Linked DNA regions of Homo sapiens: region 2 is linked to region 1. A link is a loop called in an ENCODE intact Hi-C map of the cell type or tissue named here. Cell type or tissue: PC-9. All regions are shown on one strand. Links, peaks and the distances in the headings refer to the core of each region. The heading gives the core; the rest is flanking DNA. Region 1 overlaps LINC02365 (long intergenic non-protein coding RNA 2365). Region 2 overlaps PRIMPOL (primase and DNA directed polymerase).

What was found. A loop is a pair of places that touch in the nucleus more often than their neighbours do. Peaks named below come from ENCODE experiments on the same cell type or tissue, not always from the same donor. Only the 100,000 strongest peaks of a DNase experiment are listed, where the experiment ranks them.
Region 2: it touches region 1 in a loop (10-fold over the local background); 1 of 110 quality-filtered maps calls a loop at or near these places.

What each region holds. Positions count from the first base shown.
Region 1 is chr4:184,594,103-184,599,482 of GRCh38, reverse strand. The region is part of intron 1 of LINC02365 (long intergenic non-protein coding RNA 2365); the gene reads left to right. Among named protein-coding and RNA genes, the nearest start is that of LINC02365, 28 kb to the left of the region's middle. In PC-9, for the core only: no CTCF peak of the experiment used is centred there; a DNase peak (open chromatin) is centred at 2,552.
Region 2 is chr4:184,685,798-184,691,177 of GRCh38, reverse strand. All of the region lies in intron 11 of PRIMPOL (primase and DNA directed polymerase), which reads right to left. Among named protein-coding and RNA genes, the nearest start is that of PRIMPOL, 39 kb to the right of the region's middle. RefSeq lists an enhancer at 1,805-3,004. In PC-9, for the core only: no CTCF peak of the experiment used is centred there; a DNase peak (open chromatin) is centred at 2,557; H3K27ac peaks cover 2,659 bases.

The DNA of each region.
Region 1 (5,380 bases), core at 251-5,250:
TCTGGCCAAAAGGCCAGGAAGCCAAAATCTTATATGTGATCTTTCAGGCCCAACCCTAGGCAATTCCAAAGGCATTTCCTGGTAGGCCTGGGCGGGGAGAGCTGCCCTCCTCACCCCAGACTTGGCCCACAGTCTGGGTGCCCCTGGCCAGCCGTGACGCTGCACATATCTGCATTCCTAGCTCAGACACACCACCCAGAGACGTCCTTATCTGCAGACCGTGAGCTGAGGTCTCTCTTGGGGTCTCTCCTGAGACCACGCTGCTGGGGGCCATGAAGACATTTTTCATCACCCTGACTCAGCATTCAGTATTTTAACACCTCCAGCCCTCACCCTTCTCTTCCTCCCCAACAAACCTGCAAGAGCCTTTTGCTGGGGTTCCCTCAGTGGTGAGATGACCCCTATTGATCCATCTGACCTGCTCCTGGTGCTCTTCTGGGGGGAAAAATAAAATGTGGAGGAGGCAACACTCTTGCCACTTGCCTCTTGCTTATGTCACTGCAGGAGGTGATGAAAGCCTCACTTTCGTCTTGGTGTGCTGTTTTAATCCACCGCTTGGACACCGAGCCGCTCAGCTCTCTCCAGCTCAGCTGTTGACGGAGAGGAGGTTAATGCAATGTTATTTTCTAGTTGTAACTAAAAGGTCAGTATTAGAACTATTCCAGGAAAAGTAACCAAAGATACAACCTGCAAGGAAAAGCCTGAGGCAGCCGCCACTGTCCTCTGCAGTGTTCCAGTGCCACTGCCTCCCTGATAAATGTGTCAGTCACATCACCTTCAGCTCAAGCACATCCTTGTTTGTCAACAAGCAGCATTTGTCTAAAGTTTCAGCAAGGACACAGCTTTAGTTTCCAAATAGTCAATATGAATAATTTTTTCAAAAAATCACACCTGAAGTCTTCAAAATGAGCTTTTTCTCTAGCTAAAGTTAGCAATTTATCAGTGCTAACTTATGCTAGATAATTTCTTGGGCAATGATACGTTCCAGAAAGAGGCAAATATCACAGATGAGAGAGAAAGCAATGCTTTCTATTTCTTAGATTGCTTTGAAATAGGATTGTGTATATAAAGAGACTAAGCTGCCATTTGACCATGAGTTTGCTGTAGACCTCCTTGAACCCAAGTGTAAGAACCATGTCCTGTGAGGAAGGAGAGGGCTGATGGGGCTGCACAGAGGGGTGTGCCGGCAAAGGCTGGCAGGGCCAGGAGGGGCAGTGGGCTGACTCGGCGTGTGTATGCTTATGTATGTGCACGTGTGCATGCGTTTGCACATGCCTGGGTGTACACTCACTCAAAGGTTCCGTTCAGCCCACCTATTTTCAGGATTCTAGTCCATCAGGGGTAAAAAAGTAAGGCAATCAGAGGTTTTTATCCCCTTAAATTTATGTCATTAGTGGAAGAAAGAATGGATATTTGTTTACTCATTAAAAAGTGTAGACAGGGCCAGGTGCGGTGGCTCACGCCTGTAATCCCAGCACTTTGGGAGGCCGAGGCAGGTGGATTACCTGAGGTCAGGAGTTCGAGACCAGCCTGGCCAACATGGTGAAACCCCGTCTCTACTAAAAAGATACAAAAATGAGCCAGCCACGGTGGTGGGCTCCTGTAATCTCAGCTACTCAGGAGGCTGAGGCAGGAAAATTGCTTGAACCTGGGAGGCAGAGCTTGCAGTGAGCCAAGATCACACCATTGCACTCTAGCCTGGGCAACAAGAGTGAAACTCCGTCTCAAGAAAAAAAAAAAAGTGTAGACAGTGGCTGGGCGCAGTGGCTCATGCCTGTAATCCCAGCATTTTGGGAAGCCAAGGCGGGCAGATTGCCTGAGGTCAGGAGTTTGAGACTAGCCTGGCCAACATGGTAAAACCCTGTCCCTAATAAAAATACAAAAAAATAGCAAGGCATGGTGGCGGGCACCTGTAATCCCAGCTACTTGGGAGGCTAAGGCAGAAGAATCGCTTGAACCCAGTAGGCGGAAGTTGCAGTGAGCCAAGATCGCATCACTATACTCCAGCCTGGGCAACAAGAGCGAAACTCTGTCTCAAAAAAAAAAAAAAAAAAAGTGTAGACTTATAAGTGCTTAATAAATGAAAGCTATTATTATTATTATTGCTACTATTCTCCAAAGTATAATGGGATATTTACCCCTATCTTACACAGATCAAATGAGAGGAGCATCTTGCCTTGGACTTGGCAACTCATATTTTCTTCCTTCACCTATCAAGGTAGACTCAGTCTCATAATATGATGGGATAGTTTTGAAAAGATTATCAAAGGCAAGGAGCTCCCAGCCAGTCCCCAGCATTATTCCTGAAGGGAAGCAGCACGGTTTCCTGCATTACCAAACTTGTCCATTCTTGGCAGCAAATGGCCCAAAAAGCAGCGTCTAAGATCTTTATAGGTTATCTCTGCTCTTCAGGGGGTGATACATTCCTTGCATGGTAAGCATACATTTCTCAATCCACCAACTCCAGCATCCCAGAAATTTAATTTTCTCTGTTTAAGTCAAGTTACCTGAGCCTTATTAGCGGAAAACTTGTCAGTCAGGTCAAGCTCAGTCCATTCAGAGTGGACTCAGCTCTGAGGCCCACACCAGTGACTCACTCCAGTGCTCCTGTCACCAGGTCCTCTCCCTCTCCTGCTTGGAGCATATTTACCGAGGCAGGCTGGGCAGGGGTGGGTAGAATTGGGTCTGTGTTATCTTTCTGTGTCACACCTGGTTGTTAAACATGAAACCCAATAACTGAATGCCCTTGTCCTCTAGTTCTGCTGAGATAGTTCTCCTGGGGGCCAAGAAGGTCTCGTGCCTAAAAGCCAAATTGGCAGTGTGGGAGTAGGAAGTAGAGTAGAAGGAAGAGGGCATGCAGATGATGAGGGCATGTCAGCTAACATCTCCTAATATCGTTTTGCTACACATGCTTATCATAGTACTTACTCTTCTCCATGCAAAGCACTTTATAAACATCATCTCCCTTAATTCTCACATGATTCTTATGAACTATTATTAGCCCAATTTTATAACTGAGGAAATGAATGCTCAGAGGTTAAAGAGCATGCCTAAGGTCACCCAGCAGGAAGAGGTGGAGCTGGAACATGAATCCAGATGTTTCTGGTTCCCATTGCTTTCCTCTTTTCACTAGTCCCCCACTACACGATTCCCCAAAAGGACACTAAATTAAAAACAAGCCAAAGCGTGTGCTAGGGTCTAGCAGACAGCAGACGCCTGTAAAACAGCCTGAGAGTACAACTCACACCCAGTCCTTAGAGTTCCCGCCTTGTGAGCAGCCCGTGTAGGGAGCATCAGCCAAGCAGATAGAAGGTCAGAAAGGATTGGGCCCCAGAATGGCCCTTCCTTTAGAGTAGCTGGACAAAAGAGCAGAAGAGCAGATGATCTCTGGTCCTTACGAAGCATCTGAATCAATGTCAGGGACCTCGTCTTTTCCCTTCCCTCCCCTCCCCTTTTCTTTTGAGACAGGGTCTCGCTCTTTTGCCCAGGCTGGAGTGCAGTGGTGCTATCTCGGCTCACTGCAACCTCCGCCTCCCGGGTTCAAGCAGTTCTCCCACCTCAGCCTCCCAAGGAGCTGGGGTTATAGGTGCACGCCACCACACCCCACTAATTTTTTGTATTTTTAGTAGAGACAGGGTCTCACCATGTTGGCCAGACTGGTCTCAAACTCCTGACCTCAAGTGATCCGCCCACCTTGGCCTCCCAAAGTGCTGGGATTACAGGAGTGAGCCACCATGCCCAGCCGAGACCCTGTTTTCCAATGGCTGCCTTCAAGATGGCCAGAGAACTACATGTCAATACACCTTTTAAATAAACCAACTTGAAGGAGAGCCAAAGAGGAGTAAGTTCAAGAGATTTATTGTGCAATATCGTAACTATAGTTAATAATAATGTATTGTGTTCTTAAAAATTGCTATGACAGTATATTTTAAGTGTTCCTACCACAAAAAATTTTACATATGTGAAGTAATACATATGTTAATTAGCTCAATCGAACCATTCCATGACGTATATATATTTCAAAACCATATGTTTGAAAACATATTGTGTGCATGATAAATAGGTAAAGTTTTTATTACTAAATTTTACTAGAACTTAAAAATAAATGAATTAAAAGGAAGTTAACCTAGTCCCAGGACAGAGTGGGAAAGCTATTGTCTTAATTTGCTTTGTGTTGCTGTAACAGAATACTTAACACTGGGTAATTTAAAAAGAAAAGAAATTGGCCGGATATGGTGGCTCATGCCTGTAATCCCAGCACTTTGGGAGGCTGAGGCAGGTGGATCATCTGAGGTCAGGAGTTCAAGACCAGCCTGGCCAACATGGTGAAACCCCATCTCTACTAAAAATACAAAAATTAGCCAGGCATGGTGGTGGGCACCTGTAATCTCAGCTACTCGGGAGGCTGACACAGGAGAATTGCTGGAACCCAGGAAGCAGAGGTTGCAGTGAGCTGAGATTGCGCCATTGCACTCCAGCTTGGGCAACAACAGCGAGACTCCATCTCAAAAAAAAGAAAAGAATTTGGCTCACAATTCTGGAGGCTAGGAAGTCCAAGGCTGAGCAGCACATCTAGTGAGGGCCTCATGCCGTTCAACTCATGGAGTGGGAAAAGAGACAGGCATGAGAGGTGGAGCTCACTTTATAACAATCTGCCTCTCAGAAACAAATTCAGTCCCGCAAGAGTGAAAACTCACTTATTCCCAAGAGAGGGCGTTATCTATTCATGAGGGATCTACCCCCTAACCCAAACACCTCCCCACTTCCCAACACCACCACCTTGGGAATCAACTTTCAATATGAGCTTCAGCTGGGACATACTCGAACCATGGCACTAAATAACAACCTTAAACCACATGGGTTTGAACTGCACGGGTCCACTTATACATGGATTTTCTTCTCCCTCTGCCACCCCCGAGACAGCAAGACCATTCCCTCATCTTCCTTCTCCTCCTCACCCTACTCAATATGAAGATGACAAGGATGAAGACATTTCAGATGATCGACTTCCACTTAATGAAGAGTAAACATATTTTCTCTTTCTTATGATTTTCTTAATAGTTTCTTTTCTCTAGCTTACATTATTGTAAGAATATAGCATATAATATGTATAACAAAAAATATGGGTTAATCAATGGTTTATGTTCTCAGTAAGGCTTCTAGTCAACAGTAGGCTATTAAAGTTTGGGGAGTCAAAAAGTTATATGTGGATTTTGGCTGGGCACGATGGCTCACACCTGTAATCCATGCACTTTGGGAGGCCGAGGCAGGCGGATCACCGAAGGTTGGGAGTTCGAGACCAGCCTGACCAACCTGGAGAAACCCTGTCTCTACTAAAAATACCAAATTACCCGGGTGTGGTGGCGCATGCCTGTAATCC
Region 2 (5,380 bases), core at 81-5,080, 92 kb before region 1:
TAAATCAAGGTTTTTAAAAAACATACTCTCAGTAATTTATAGATCAAAGGATAACCACAAAAAAGGTCCAATAAGGATACAGAAAAAATGAATGACAAAAAGCAATTAAGAAGTTTGATCTAATAGGTAAATATGAAGCAGTTCTTTATAAAACCAATTCCATGCTAGCTATAAAGTGAATTTTATCAAATTTAAAATCATCACTTCATACAGAACACATCTGAGCATAAAGCAAATTTTAGAAATAAAACTAATAGAAATCCATAATTTGGAAATTAAGAACAACTTGAAACAACCAATGGTTCAAGGAAAAATAGTGGAAATTAGAAAACGCTTAGACCTGAGTGGACTGGAAGTGTACATATTAAAATATGTGAAATGCAGCTAAAGTCACCTTTAGAGGGTAATTTATAGTCTTAAAATCTTGTGTTATGAAAGAAGAATAGCTAAAGATACATGGATTAAGTGACTAACGTGGAAAACAACGAACTGAATAAAGAGACCAGCCTGGCCAACATAGTGAAACCCCGTCTATACTGAAAATACAAAAATTAGCTGGGCGTGGTGGGGGGCACCTGTAATCCCAGCTACTTGGGAGGCTGAGGCAGGAGAATCACTTGAACCTGGGAGGCGGAGGTTGCAGTGAGCCAAGCTGGTGCCACTGCTCTCCAGCCCGGGTGACAGTGTGAGACTCTGTCTCTAAATAAATAAATAAGTAAATAAATAAATAAAAGGCAGGCAGTCATAAAGAGACAAAAGTAAAAAGAATCAACGAGGCCTACATTTGAAGAAAATGAAATTAGGGTAAAATTGATTTAAAAATAAGGCAAAGACACAAATGTTATTAGAAATTAAATGCATCATATGTTTTTAAGAAAACAATATTGTGAACAACTTTTGCCAGTAACTTTGAAAGTTTTTGTAAAATAAAGTACTACATAAAAATAAACTAAGCAAACTTAAAAAGCAACAGAAAACCTAAACAATCCTATAATCACTAAAATTCTTAAAGATTTGATTAAATAGTTGAAAATGTTCCCACATTTTACAGAAAAGGAAATAAGATGGTTAACACTCCCCATGGCAGTAGGTGAGGTGTGGGATGGGGAGGTGGTAAGGGACCTGCACCCAGGAGCAAAAAAAGGCAGGTGACTTAGTCTAATCTTCCCTTAAACATTCTAGTAACAGGCCTCCCAATTAATGAGCTAATAATGCTGTGGCTCCCAAACTGTACAGGAAGGTGCCCCGGGCACTGCAGGATATTGAAATACTGCTAGAAAACACAGTGATACTTGACATTTCTTGAGCAATCTGAAAACTCCTTGCCTGCAGTTCACATGTGACTTCATTCCTTTCATTCATGCTCCATCTTTGTAGAGCTGGGCTTTGGGGTGTGGTTGTAATAGAAAGCACCATTAACATCAGGCCGGGCATGGTGGCTCGCGCCTGTAATCCCAGCACTTTGGGAGGCCGAGGTGGGTGGATCACAAGGTCAGGAGTTCGAGACCAGCCTGGCCAACATGGTGAAACCGCATCTCTAATAAAAATACAACAAAAATTAGCCAGGCGTGGCGGTGGGCACCTGTAATCCCAGCTACTCGGGGGGCTGAGGCAGGAGAATTGCTTGAAGCCAGGAGGCAGAGGTTGCAGTGAGCCGAGATTGCACCACTGCACTTCAGCCTGGGTGACAGAGCAAGACTCCATCTCAAAAAAAAAAAAAAAAAAAAAAAAGCACCATTAACATCAATGGAGAACAAGGTATGAGTTGGGGAGGGTGGGGTCTAATCTGATTCCAGGGTTTAAGAGTGCATACATAGGCCTGGTGAGGTGGTTCACACCTGTAATTCCAGCATTTTGGGAGGCTGAGGTGGGAGGATAGCTTGAAGGCTGGAGTTCAAGGCCAACCTGGGCAAGAGAGGGAGATCCCACCTACAAAAAATTTAAAAATTAACCAGCCATGGTGGCACACCTGTAGTCTAAACTACGTGAGAGGCTGAAGCAGGAAGATCGCTCAAGCCCAGGAGATCAAGGCTGCAGTGAGCTCCTGCACTCTGTCCTCAAGCCTGGGCCATCACACTGCACTCAAGCCTGGGCGACAGGGCGAGACCCTGTCTCAAAAAAATGAAAAAATGGAGAGTATACATCCCATTAATAAGTAATTGTATTTAAGAATGAAAAGTGGCTTTTTTTTTTAGTTTATGGATACTATTATTCAAACTGCTACTAAACTGTTCGGACATAAACACTTACCAAGTTGTTTGAAATTCATTACCAGAGCTCGGGTATTTCTGTCAGCCTCAGAGAAAATGTGAAGAAACAAAGACACCAGGGGAACCATGAACCAAGAAAATCGGGGAACGTCTGGACCAAACGCTAGGAGTTCAGTCCTTACCTACAGAATGCTCTTCGTAGGACGTTTCTGACTTTAGAACTGCATTTGGTAAAAAGTCTAGAATCAATGCATTATGAGGCATGCTTTCCGGAAATGTCACCCAGCTGTGCAACTTGAGTGTAAAATGCAGGTGATTCACAACCTCGGTGCTTCCTGCTGTGTGCATGGATTGCTCACGCCTGCCTCGGGTTTCCTCCTGAGTCAGAAAGAGCAGGAAGGGCCAGGGGAGCCGGGCCAGATGCCCCGGGCCTCACTCTGCCCCATTTGTGCCTTTTCATTCCTTGTATTCCTACATTATTAGTAAAGCTTGACACTGGGCAAGATTTCTGATCTGTGTGGATGTAATTTGATTATCCATCCTCAACTTCATTAGTAATCAGGGAAATTCCCAAGAAAACTACAATATTGTTTTACATCTGCCAGATGAGCAAAACCAATTTTTTAATCCTAACAATACTAAAGTGTTGGTGAGAATATGGAACAGTAGAAAAATCTCAAAACACTGCTGGCAGGACTATAAACTGGCACACCCATTTGGGAAAACAATTTATGATCTAGTAAAATTAATTATGTGCATATTCCACGACACAGCAAGTCCACTTTGAGAAACTCTAGCACATGTATACTAGGTGATATGTACAACACGGTTCCCACCTTCACGGTTTATAATAGCAACCCAAATGTCCACTGTGGGAAAACAGATAAACTGTGGCCTATTTATATTTATACACATGGCATGCTGCACAATAGTGACACAAATAAGCAACAGCTACATACTGCAACGTGGGTGAAAATCACAGATATGCTACCGCAAGGCAAGGGAGAGGATGCGATTCGAAAACAAGCAAAAGAAAACACTATATTGTTTATGGCCGGGCACGGTGGCTCATGCCTGTAATCCCAGCACTTTGGGAAGCCAAGGCAGGCAGATCACCTGAGGTCGGGAGTTCGAGACCAGCCAGACCAACATGCAGAAACCCCGTCTCTACTAAAAATACAAAAAATTAGCTGGGCATGGTGGCGCATGCCTGTAATCCCAGCTACTCGGGAGGCTGAGGCCGGAGAATTGCTTGAACCCGGGAGACAGAGGTTGCAGTGAGCCGAGATCGTGCGATTGCACCCCAGCCTGGGCGACAAGAGCAAAACTCTGTCTCAAAAAACAAAAGAAAAGAAAAAGAAAACAGTATATTGTTTAGAGATATGAACGTATATGGGAGAAATCATAAAAGCGAGGAAAAGATGAACACAAAATCGGGATACTGGCTACCATCTCTGAGGGCCAGGGAGAGAAGGAAATTGGGGTTGGGCCCACAGGTGCTTCTGAGGTTTGATCAGCTTCTGGTTGTTAAGGTGGGCGGCAGATACAACAGGTGGTCACTTTAGTCTTTAAAATGTGCGTATACAAGTGTGTTATCGGCTGGGTGCGGTGGCTCACACCTGTAATCCCAGCACTTTGGGAGGCCAAGGCGGGCAGATCACTTGAGGTCAGGAGTTTGAGACCAGCCCAGCCAACATAGTGAAACTCCGTCTCTACTAAAATTACAAAAATTAACCGGGCATGGTAGTACACACTTGTAATCCCAGCTACTTGAGAGGCTAAGGCAGGAGAATCACTTGAATCAAGGAAGCGGAGGTTGCAGTGAGCTGAGATCATGCCACTGCACTCCAGCCTGGGCAACGGAGTGAGATTCCATCTCAGAAAATAAAAAAAAGTGTGTTATCTATACTTTTGTATGTATGATATATTCCACGGTTAAAAAACAGAATAGATTATGGAGACATAATACAAGGTGTTATGATCACCATGTAATAATGATTTTTTGGTAAGTTAATACGCATAGAAAAAAGAACAGAAGAAACGTCAACTGATAGCTGCAGTTATGCCCTGGCTGTGGCACTGTATCTCCTTCGTGTTTTCTACGTTATAGCTTTGTGTATTGAGCATATAGTTTTTGCAAGCTTTTTTTAAACTGAATTAATCTAAGTATATCAAGTATGGCACTGAACCATGCTACCCAATGTGTTTCCAGCTTCCCAGCAAGAGCTTCCCGATCATTCCCCATGTCCAGCACACAGGCCGCATATGCTTGAGGATACGGGAGTTGCTTTGACATGAAATAAAAAACAGCAAAATTTCTCACCTCATAACTGATAACTACTGGGTATCTATTTATCTCTATTCTAATCACATCCTTTTATATTTTAAAGTTCTATTTCTGGCTTTACTTCATCCTTTACTTTCCCTCCTCTTCCCATGGGCGTTTTAAAGAAAATCTCTAAAACAGGGCCTGGCATATATAGCAAGCATTCAATAAATACTAGTTCCCTCAGTACCATGCTGTGTCTTGAACGAGTTAACACAATCCTAGCTCCAGCTCTTAACACTAACTGAGGAGATCCCTTCTTGCCCAAACCTGCGCACTTTCGACGTAGAGTCCATAAGGTGGCAAGGGCCAATGGCAACAGGAAGGACAGGCATGCTTCCCATCCTCACTGCTCCCTGCCCACAGCCTTCTCCCAGCCCTGCTCAACCCCACCTTTGTCCTCTCCACATATACTAAGGGGTTATCTTAGCAAAGAAAGTACACATAAAGCTGACATGCTAGAAGCAACGCAATAATCACAACATTTAAATTAAATATTATGTAATGCTAACCATATACAACAAATAGAAATTTAATACAACAGCTGAGTGCAGTGGCTCACACCTGTAATCCCAGGACTTTGGGAGGCTGAGGTGGGTGGATCACAAGGTCAGGAGTTCGAGACCAGCCTGGCCAACATGGTGAAACCTTGTCTCTACTAAAAATACAAAAATTAGCTGGGTGTAGTGGCAGGCGCCTGTAATCCCAGCTACTTAGGAGGCTGAGGCAGGAGAATTGCTAGAACCCAGGAGGCGGAGGTTGCACTGAGCCGCGATCGCGCCACTGTACTCCAGCCTGGGCGACAGAGCAAGATTTCGTCTTGGAAAAAAAAAAGAAATTTAAT